2 separate regions of the Homo sapiens genome follow, and region 1 is linked to region 2. Evidence: read pairs that join two places in POLR2A ChIA-PET (ENCODE). Cell type or tissue: Caco-2. All regions are shown on one strand.

Evidence for each region. Peaks named below come from ENCODE experiments on the same cell type or tissue, not always from the same donor. Only the 100,000 strongest peaks of a DNase experiment are listed, where the experiment ranks them.
Region 1: POLR2A ChIA-PET joins it to region 2 with 9 read pairs; 4 of 35 experiments call an interaction of 5 or more read pairs at or near these places.

Annotation. Positions count from the first base shown.
Region 1 is chr7:98,816,842-98,821,841 of GRCh38, forward strand. No RefSeq gene overlaps it. Among named protein-coding and RNA genes, the nearest start is that of TMEM130, 51 kb to the right of the region's middle. In Caco-2, no CTCF peak of the experiment used is centred here; DNase peaks (open chromatin) are centred at 2,510, 2,760 and 3,090.
Region 2 is chr7:98,303,817-98,308,816 of GRCh38, forward strand. BAIAP2L1 (BAR/IMD domain containing adaptor protein 2 like 1) reads right to left here. Exons shown (of 14, transcript NM_018842.5): 10 at 3,873-4,080; 11 at 2,623-2,700; 12 at 380-560. It also overlaps a transcript of BRI3 not described here. Among named protein-coding and RNA genes, the nearest start is that of BRI3, 25 kb to the left of the region's middle. RefSeq lists enhancers at 2,028-2,528, 2,529-3,029. In Caco-2, no CTCF peak of the experiment used is centred here; DNase peaks (open chromatin) are centred at 265 and 2,335; H3K4me3 peaks cover 697 bases.

The DNA of each region.
Region 1 (5,000 bases), 510 kb after region 2:
GGAACAGAACTCACATTGGCTTTAGTATTAGAATTAACATAGTCTCCCACGATGGCCAAATGTTAGGGCTTGTAGAGTTGCCAATGGTTCCACACCACACTCAACTGGAGTAAAAAGAATGAGACATCAACTCTTCCAAGCTCATTCCTACCGAGCTCCTATTCACCAAACAAACCAGGAGTTCTGTTCCATCCCAACTGTCTTGGGTTTCACATTTGTCTGCCTGTCCCAGGAAGAATTTTCAAATAATGAACTGTTGTTGACAATAATTGCAATGTTGCAAAAAAGAATATAATAAAACCCCACACATCTGGAAATAATAGTAGTAACCTGTCTCCTGGGTCATTGTAAGGATTAAATGAATCAAATCTCATTTAAAGACCTAGAGCCGAATGGAGTCAGTGAGTGTGTGTGTGTGTGTGTCTGTGTGTGTGTCTCTGTGTATGTCTGTGTGTGTCTGTCTGTCTGTGGGTATGTGGGTGTGTTTGTGTGTGTGTGTCTGTGTGTGTCTGTGTGTGTTGTCTGTGTGTCCATGTCTATGTGTGTATGTCTGTGTGTGTGTCTGTGTGTGTCTGCGTGTCTGTGTGTATGTCTGTGTGTGTATGTCTGTGTGTGTCTGTATGTGTGTGTGTGTGTGTGTCTCTCTGTGTGTGTATGTCTGTGTCTGTGTCTGTGTGTGTCTGTGTGTCTGTGTATGTGTGTGTGTCTGTGTGTCTGTGTCTGTGTGTGTATGTCTGTGTGTGTATGTCTCTGTGTGTGTGTGTTTGTGTGTGTCTGTGTGTGTGTGCACACATGCATGCATATTCAGGGAGGGTTTTCTTTGGGCTTCTGGCTGCCATCATGAAACAAGATGGTGGTGTTATATTTCCCATGGGAAGATCTCTAGTTATTCATAGGGAGTTTCCTGCACTGGCAGTGGTGGAGCCTGCTCACCTCCTGAGCCTAATGCAGTACAGGAAAGCCCCCAAATTGGGGCTTAGTCTGGGATAGTTCATGGCTTCCTTCAGGAAAGAATTCGAGGGCAAGTCGCTGGTGTTAGACAGCAACTTTTTTTTTTTTTTTTTTGAGGTGGAGTCTCACTCTGTTGCCCAGGCTGGAGTGCAGTAGTGTGATCTCAGCTCACTGCAACCTTCACCTCCCAGGTTCAAGCAATTCTTCTGCCTCAGCCTCCCAAGTGGCTGGGACTACAGGCGTGCACCACCACGCCTGGCTAATTTTTGTATTTTTAGTAGAGACAGGGTTTCACCATGGCCAGGCTGGTCTCGAACTCCTGACCTCAGGTGATCCGCCAGCCTCAGCCTCCCAAAGTACTGGGATTACAGACATGAGCCACTGCACCTGGCCTAGACAACAACTTTTATTAAAGTGGCAGTGCACAGCCAGCAGCAGAGGTATTGCTCCTTGCAAAGCAGGGCTACCCTTAGGCGGTGAACCCAGAGCAGCAGCCTGGAGGCAATTCCGCAGTCATATTTATACCACCCACGTTTAATTATAGGCAAATTAAGGAGCAGTTTATGCAGAAATTTCTAGGAAAAGGGTGCTAACTTGTGGATCATTGGGTCATTGCCACGGAAAGGAGCGGTAACTTCTTTTTTTTTTTTTTTTTGAGATGGAGTCTTGCTCTGTCGCCCAGGCTGGAGTGCAGTGGCGCGAACTCGGCTCACTGCAAGCTCTGCCTCCTGGATTCACGCCATTGTCCTGCCTCAGCCTCCTGAGTAGCTGGGACTACAAGTGCCCGCCACCACGCCCAGCTAATCTTTTTGTATTTTTTTATTAGAGACAGGGTTTCACCGTGTTAGCCAAGATGGTCTCGATCTCCTGACCTCGTGATCCGCCCGCCTCGGCCTCCCAAAGTGCTGGGATTACAGGCGTGAGCCACCGCGCCCGGCCAGGAGCGGTAACTTCTGAGCGTTGCCACAGCAATGGTAAACTGACATAGCACACTGGTGGGCGTGTCTTATGGAAAGCTGCTTCCACCGAAGTCCTTTTTTAGCTAGTCCTCAATTTGGTGTGGTGTTTGAGCCCCGCCTCCGGAGTGGAGTCCCACTGTTAGGAATAACGCTCAAAATCTTAAGGAAATTGAACACTCGAACAAAGGATCCTTAGCAAAGCAATTTTGCTTTTGTGCAGAGGGGTGCCTCCTTGGCCAGTCGCCACGAGAGCGCACCTGAACAAAGGGGCACGAGAGCCTTTATTCCTGAGGCAAGTCCTGCCCCTGCACCCTTTTGCCATTGGCCGGGGTTGGGTCGTACAATCTAAACTAATCCCGGTTGACTAGACATTTGATTTTTTTTTTTTTTCTGGATAAGGTGGGCACGTAAAAGAAAGTGGACAGGAAGGGGAAGAGGTGTCTGTAATGATCTGGAAAGTTAGTCTTTTTTGGCCGGGCGCGGCGGCTCACTCTGTAATTCCAGCACTTTGGGAGGCCGAGGCGAGCGGATCACGAGGTCAGGAGATCGACACCATCCTGGCTAACACAGTGAAACCCCGTCTCTACTAAAAATAGAAAAAAATTAGCCGGGTGGGTGTGGTTGCAGGCGCCTGTAGTCCCAGCTACTCAGGAGGCTGAAGCAGGAGAATGGCGTGAACCCGGGAGGCGGAGCTTGCAGTGAGCCGAGATCGCGCCACTGCACTCCAGCCTGGGCGACAGCGAGACTCCATCTCAAAAAAAAAAAAAAAAAAAAGAAAAGAAAGTTAGTCTTCTTTCCAAATAAGGAAAGGAATGTGAGCTGGTACTGATAACGCCTGGTACTGTGGCCTGCCTGGACATCTAACAAAGGCAAAAAGGAAAAAAAGGAGAAAAAGGTGGGGGGGGGGGCGGGTACTATGGATAAAGGATAAAAGATTGATCAGATTATTTGACGAGAAACCTCATTATATCCCACACCACCTTGTACCTCAAGCCCAGATCCCTACTCTGGCGTCTGATTTCAGGATGGGCATCTCTAGCATGACAGGACTTCCCACATTCTGGACCCCCTGCTGCCTATAAGGTCCCCTTGCCACAGTGAACAAGCAGTGAAGTCAAGGAGTCGGACAGGAGCAGGTCAGGGACCTTAAGTGAGACTGGGAGACCTGGAGGATTTGGGGCAGGGGTGTGGCCTAATCAACCTAGGTCTTAATAGGCTGCTGTGCTGAAACTAGACGGTGAGCACAAGGGCAGAAACAACAGCAATCATTCAGGCAAGAGATGGTGATGACTCAGACCAGGTGAGAGCAGTAGAGGTGGAAAAAAATGAGTAGATTCTGGATAAATTGTGAAGGTTGGCTGGGCGTGGTGGCTCACGCCTGGAATCCCAGCACTTTGGGAGGCCAAGGCTGCCGGATCACCTGAGGTCAGGAGTTTGAGACCAGCCTGGCCAACATGATGAAACCCCATCTCTACTAAAAATACAAAAATTAGCCAGCCGTGGTGGTGGGCCTGTAATCCCAGCTACTCAGGAAGCTGAGGCAGGAGAATCACTTGAACCTGGGAGCCGGATGTTGCAGTGAGCTGAGATCGCGTCACTGCACTCCAGCATGGGTGACAGAGTGAGACTCCAGCTCAAAAAAGAAAAAACAAAAAAAAAGAAGATCTTTGAATCCTCCTATGGCCTGTGGGCTCCTGCTTTGAGATGTCTCACCTTTTTAGGTGAAACCAAGGTATAACTTCCATGTATTGATTGACAGCTTTGACTGTAACCTCCCTCTCCTTGCTTGGAGCCCCGCAATGAATGCCTTCACTTCTCCCACTGCAAACTGTGGTGTGGATGTTTAGCGTTACTGTGCTGGGTGAGAGGATCTCAATTTGGTTTGGTAACAAGACAAGCTCAGAGAAGGATGGTAGTGGGCAGTGGGTGGTGGTGATCACTGGATCTTCCACTTCCTCTTCCTATTTCCTGAAACGTCTCCCCATAGGCACCTGTGGACCCACTGGTCTTCCAGCTTTGTTCCCTCGCACCTCCTCATTCCAGCCTTCCCATCTCTGTTGATGGCAACTCCACTTTTCTGGTGTCTCAGGCCAAACCTCAGGGAGACCCTGGACCTCTCGACCTCTCGACCTCTCTCATGTTTTCTCAAACCTCACCTTCAATCTATTCACAAATCCTATTGGCAACCTTCACTTTTTTTTTTTTTTTTTTTTTGAGACAGAGTCTTGCTCTGTTGCCCAGGCTGAAGTGCAGTAGCGCAGTCTCGGCTCACTACAACCTCCACCTCCCGGGCTCAAGCAATTCTTGGGATTAAAAGGCATGTGCCACCACACCCGGCTAATTTTTGTATTTTTAGTAGAGACGGGGTTTTGCCATGTTGGCCAGGCTGGTCTTGAACTCCTGACCTCAGGTGATCTGCCCGCCTCAGCCTCCCACAGTGCTGGGATTACAGGCATGAGCTAACATGCCAGGCCAGGCATGGACTTTGAGGGTGGGTCGTGGAGGACCTGTCCTCCTGGCTACGGGCCCACTAGAAAGCCCTCCCTGAAGATGCGATAAAGCAGAGGCCCTATTAGGGGCCTGGTGGGCACCCTCCCCCTCCAAGCATGGAAATAAAGGAAAATCTTGAGTTCCTTCAAGGGAAAGTTCAGGCACCTAGCTAGTCCTGAGCAGTAAATGAGCAACTTGATAACCAAAAAGGTAATAGTAGCTTAAAGCAATAGCCAAGGAAATCACAAGATGTTTAGTTCCTGATGGGAACCAAAGATGTCCTTGAGTTTTTCAGAAACCTGGGCTCCTGCCAAATGGACCTGCTGCTGGCAGGTAGACCTCAGATAAGGGGGAACTGAGCACTGAACTCTGACAGTTCTTTGTTCTAAATTTCTTCCTGAGGGGCCTGGAGAAGGTCATACCCACAGACCAGAGCTAACATTCTTTTCTACTCTCCCCAATTTTCTTTTTTGTTGTTGTTGTTGAGATGGAGTCTCGCTCTGTCACCCAGGCTGGGGTGCAGTGGCGTGATCTCGGCTCACTGCAACCTCCACCTCTTGGGTTTGAGTGATTCTCCTGCCTCAGCCTCCTGAGTAGTTG
Region 2 (5,000 bases):
CCACTTTTAATGTAAGCCTCTCTTCAGAAAATAAGAAAATGAAAGAAAATGGTGATTCAATGGCTAGAAGACTGCAGCCAGGCAGGAAAGATAAGAAACCTAATAAAATCTAGCAAACTAGAGGCGACTGTGTGTAAACTCTCACTGACAAGATAGAGTCCACATGAAAGAAGGGCTGAAGTCAAGGAGGTGAAAGGCTGCATGACAAAGAAGGGAATCTAGAGGATCAAAGGCAGCAAGTCCCCTCCTCCCTCCTCCCCGGGGACACCACTCTCCCCCTGGGGACAGAGCAGAGCAAGGCGGTCACCACAGGACCTGCGCCTCCCAGTCGGGGATGGCGAGTCCAGGACCCAGGACGCCCTGCTGCGGCTTTACTCACAGGAGCCGCGGTCTCGGGCTTGGACGCTGGGGCCTTAAAGGTGGATGTCGTCCTGGCCGAATCTGCTCTCCTGTCGGCAGCTGCCCCCATGGACAAGCATTCCAAGTAGTCGGGTGGGGGGATGACAACACTGCTATTCTCAGACAAGTTCACGGTGCTGATGCTTCTCACTGGTGTGGGGCTCAAACCCAAAAAGGACACAGCACGTGTTAGATAATGTCTCACCACCAAACCCCAAACATCCTCTGTGTCCCTGACCAAGGACAACAGTAATAGTACATCACCAATCAAAACCTGATCTTGATCTCACACACACAGACACACACAGTACATATATCAATACAAAACACTGTATTTTTTAAATTTTTTTGCGACAGAGTCTCACTCTGTCACCCAGGCTGGAGTGCAATGACATGATGTCAGCTCACTGCAACCTCTGCCTTCTAGGTTTAAGTGATTCTTCTGCTTCAGCCTCCTGAGTAGCTGGGATTACAGGTGCACGCCAGTGTGCCCAGCTAATTTTTTGTATTTTTAGTTGAGATGGGGTTTCACCATATTGGCCAGGCTGGTCTTGAACTCCTGACCTCAGCTGGGATTACAGCATGAGCCACCACACCCGGCCTAAAACACTAATGTTTTTAGTGGTTTCTAAACATATCCTCACAAGAAATTTTTTTTTTTTTTTTTGAGATGGGGTTTCCCTCTTATTGTCCAGGGTGGAGTGCAGTGGCGCGATCTTGGCTCACTGCAACATCCGCCTCCCTGGTTCAAGTGATTCTCCTGCCTCAGCCTCCCAAGTAGCCGGGATTACAGGCGCCTGCCACCACGCCCAGCTAATTTTTTTGTTTTTTGTTTTTTTTTTTTTTTTTTTTTTTAGTAGAGACGGGGTTTCATTATGTTGGCCAGGCTAGTCTTGAACTCTTGATCTCAGGTGATCTGCCCGCCTCGGCCTCCCAAAGTGCTGGGATTACAGGCATGAGCCCCTGCGCCTGGCCAAAAAATTATTTAAAAGACATGACAAAAGGAGAGGAAACCTTTTAAATTAGGGGCTGGCTCTTGATTGATTTAATCTAAGGAAAGAAATTGGAGACTAGCAAAAGCTGGAGTGAGCAATGAGCTAAGAGTTAAAAAAAAAAAAAATGTAAACACTTGAAATTTTAACATCCTAAAAGTGTTACTCAGTTTTTGTTCCCCAGCACAATGGCATTTTAGCTCTTCTGCTAGGGATGAAGATTGCAGACAGCATCAGACCCTGGGGAATGCAACGTCGGACCTGGAGGCCTTCTACCTGGCTAGCTGGATGGGTTATGGGGGTTCTGTGAACTTCGATCCTCCCGCCTCAGCCTCCAGAGTAGATGGGACAATGGGCATATGCCACTATGCCCTGGCTAATTGTTTATTTTTTTTGTAGAGATGGGGATCTTGCTATGTTGCGCAGGCTGGTCCTGAACTTGTGGCCTCAAGTAATCCTCCTGCCTCCATCTCCCAAAGTGCTGGGATTACAGGCACAAGCCACCGTGCCCGGCCAGTTTCCTCATTTTTTAAAGTGGGGGCCCACCTCATGGGTCTGCTGTGAGAATTAAGTGAAAAAATCAATGCAAAGTCCTTTGGACAGTCTCTAGGCAATAACTACTGTTAGTATCTGATCTGGAATACGGATTTGGGGGTTTTCGGCATGGAGGTGCTCAGCAAAGCCCATCAGTGTATTTCAAGCCATGGGAGTGGATGAGATGGCCCAGCACAGGCAGGAAGGATGGACCCAGGGTGACTCCCAAGAACACTGATGTTTAATTGATGGGCAGAAGAGGGGTGCAAAGAGCTGGTGAGGCAGAAGACAAACAGAGCACAGGTCAAGCAGCCGGGGCCAGAGAACATTCCAGAAAAAGCATACAACAGCGTTAAGGGCTGTAAGATAAGAACGGTAAGATAAGTGTAAGATAAGGACGGAAAACACATGGCTTGGGTTTAGCGACCAGGAGGGGCAGGGCACAGGGAGGGAGTTTCAGAGGGCTGCAGGACTGCGAGGAGTAGGTGGCCTGGGCTGGGTCTCCTCACAGCAGCAAAGCTCGGGGACAACAGAAATCACGGCAGACAGCACTGTGAGCCGCGGTCTCATCTCTGACTAGTCCACGAGAGCTGAGGCTTAGGGCAGGGCCTGCGACACAGCTAGATGGTGGTGTGTTACAGAAACGACAAGGCAGGGGTTTCTGTCACCGGGAGAGCTCAGCCACGTTCAGGGCTACCTTGGCGTGGGCACGGTCACTGCTTCTGTCTCATTTTCTTCCAGCAACTTCGTGTACGACGACGGGAACCAACCCCTCCTACCGGCAAAGAGGGAGAAAAGACCCTATCAGCAGTAGACATGTGGACGGCAACCTCCCTGAACAACCTGGTGAGAGCTCAGGGCAGACAGGTCCACTGCTCCAGAAACGCCCATGTGTGGAGGAAATGAAATTAAGGCTTTTAATAGGTAAATATGGACTTTCACATACACTGAACAATGTGTATTGTTAACAATTTTTTTTTAATAGAGACAGGGTCTCGCTCTGTTGCCCAGGCTGGAGTGCAGTGGTGCGATCATAGCTCACAGCAGCCTCGAACTCATGGGCTCAAGCAATCCCCCTGCCTCAGCATCCGAGTAGCTGTGACTAGAAGTGTGCACCACCATGCCTAGCTAAAAAGCAATATATGTTGTATGTATAACATTAATTTGATTTGGATTACCCCTTTTTTTTTCCATATTGGTTTTATTTAATACATCTGAACAATCTGTCTAGAAAACTGACAAGCTAGTTACAGGAAGGCTTGTGCACATAATTATGGCTGAAATTAAGAGGATTGCATTCAAACTACCTACGTGCTAAACCTTAACAAAGTATATCTGATATGCAGATTATCTTCAATAAATCAAATGCTAATTTTATTTATTTTTTTGAGACAGAGTCTTGCTCTGTCACCCAAGGCTGGAGTGCAATGGCGAGATCTCGGCTCACTGCAACCTGCGCCTCCCAGGTTCAATCCTGCCTCAGCCTCCCGAGTAGCTGGGATTACAGGCGCCTGCCACCACGCCTGGCTAATTTTTGTATTTTTCGTAGAGATGGGGTTTCACCATGTTGGCCAGGCTGGTCTGGAACTCCTAACCTCAGGTGATCTGCCCGCCTTAGCCTCCCAAAGTGCTGGGATTACAAGCATGAGCCACTGCACTGGCCAAATGCTAAATTTTTTTTAAAAACAAAAGAATGTTTAAACTACTTTCAGACAGGTGACTTCATACGCTCTAATAACTATGCATGCACCAAATGTATCTCTACATGCACAGACATACAGAAAATAGCCTGGGATCGAATAACTTCAGTTAACTAAACTAGAACTAAACCATAAACTTAACTTTGGCTAAAATGTGAGCATGTCCACGAAGACAGTTTGCAGCTTGGCTGCTCTGGAAGGGAGGGGCCGTCTGGTGCCCTGCGGGGACCATCACGCCCAGACTTACGCCTTGGACACGTCGTGTTCTCCATAGAGCCAGCCATCCTTCTCCTCGGGGATGAGCAGCGTGATGACATCTCCCTGTGCAAAGCTGAGTAAGGTCTTGTTGGAGCCCGCAGTGTGCGGGAAGATGGTCTTCACTTTCTGCTTCTTCATCATGTTCAGTCCCGTTGCAACCGAAACTGATCGCTGTAAACTGGGATCTTCGGAAGTACCTGTTGGAGGGAGTGTAGCAGTAATGGCTTTTCAAAGCATGAGAATCAATAGGCACATTCCAATGAGCAAACCCCAGGAATCCACCTGTTCTCATCTTGCCAACAATGCTCCTTCCACGGAAACTGACCCTGTCCTATTTCCTCGCTTTGATCATTGCCCAGAAGGAACAGGGACTGTTGAGAAACAGAGGCAGCGTGCAGCCTGAAGGCATGCACCGTGCAGAAGAGGATCCCTGCGGCTGCGGGCTCTTTTCCAGGCCCAAGGACAAGGCGGTGTGTGCCGGGTTGATCTGCACTGCTTTAGCCAGGATGGCTCTTCTTAGAGAGACAAACCGCTCCAACGCCAAACTGCCCTCGCAATTCCAATCGCAAAGGCAGGCTAGGGCCACAGTTCAAACCCAACTGCCAATGTCCACAAAGAAAAGAAGAAAGCTGGAAATGCAGTTGGTCTTGCCATGCTGGCCGCTCAGCTTCTCACCCCCAGGCCTAAGAAGGACAAGGTGAGGATGAGTTCCATTTACAGAGTCCTCACCAGGTGCCAGTCACGATCTCAATGTCTCACAGCTGCCATCCCGCCAGGCTCCCAGGAGGAAGGTGCTGCTATTTATTATCCACAGGACAGACCCCACAGCTGGCAAGTGGCTGGGCCAGGAACCAGCTAGGGCAGGTTTGTCCCATACTCTCTACCCATGAGCACGAGGCTGTGCTGTTCATGTCTCCATTCAAACACAGGCTGATATTTCCACTCCAGGGGAAAAAAGGTAGAAAAAAATATATATATATGTATGTATATACATTTGAGACAGAGTCTCACTCTGTTGCCCAGGCTGGAGTGCAGTGGCAGGATCACAGCTCACTGTAGTCTGGACTTCCCAGGCTTAAAGGATCCTCCCTCCTCAGCCTCCTAAGTAGCTGGGACT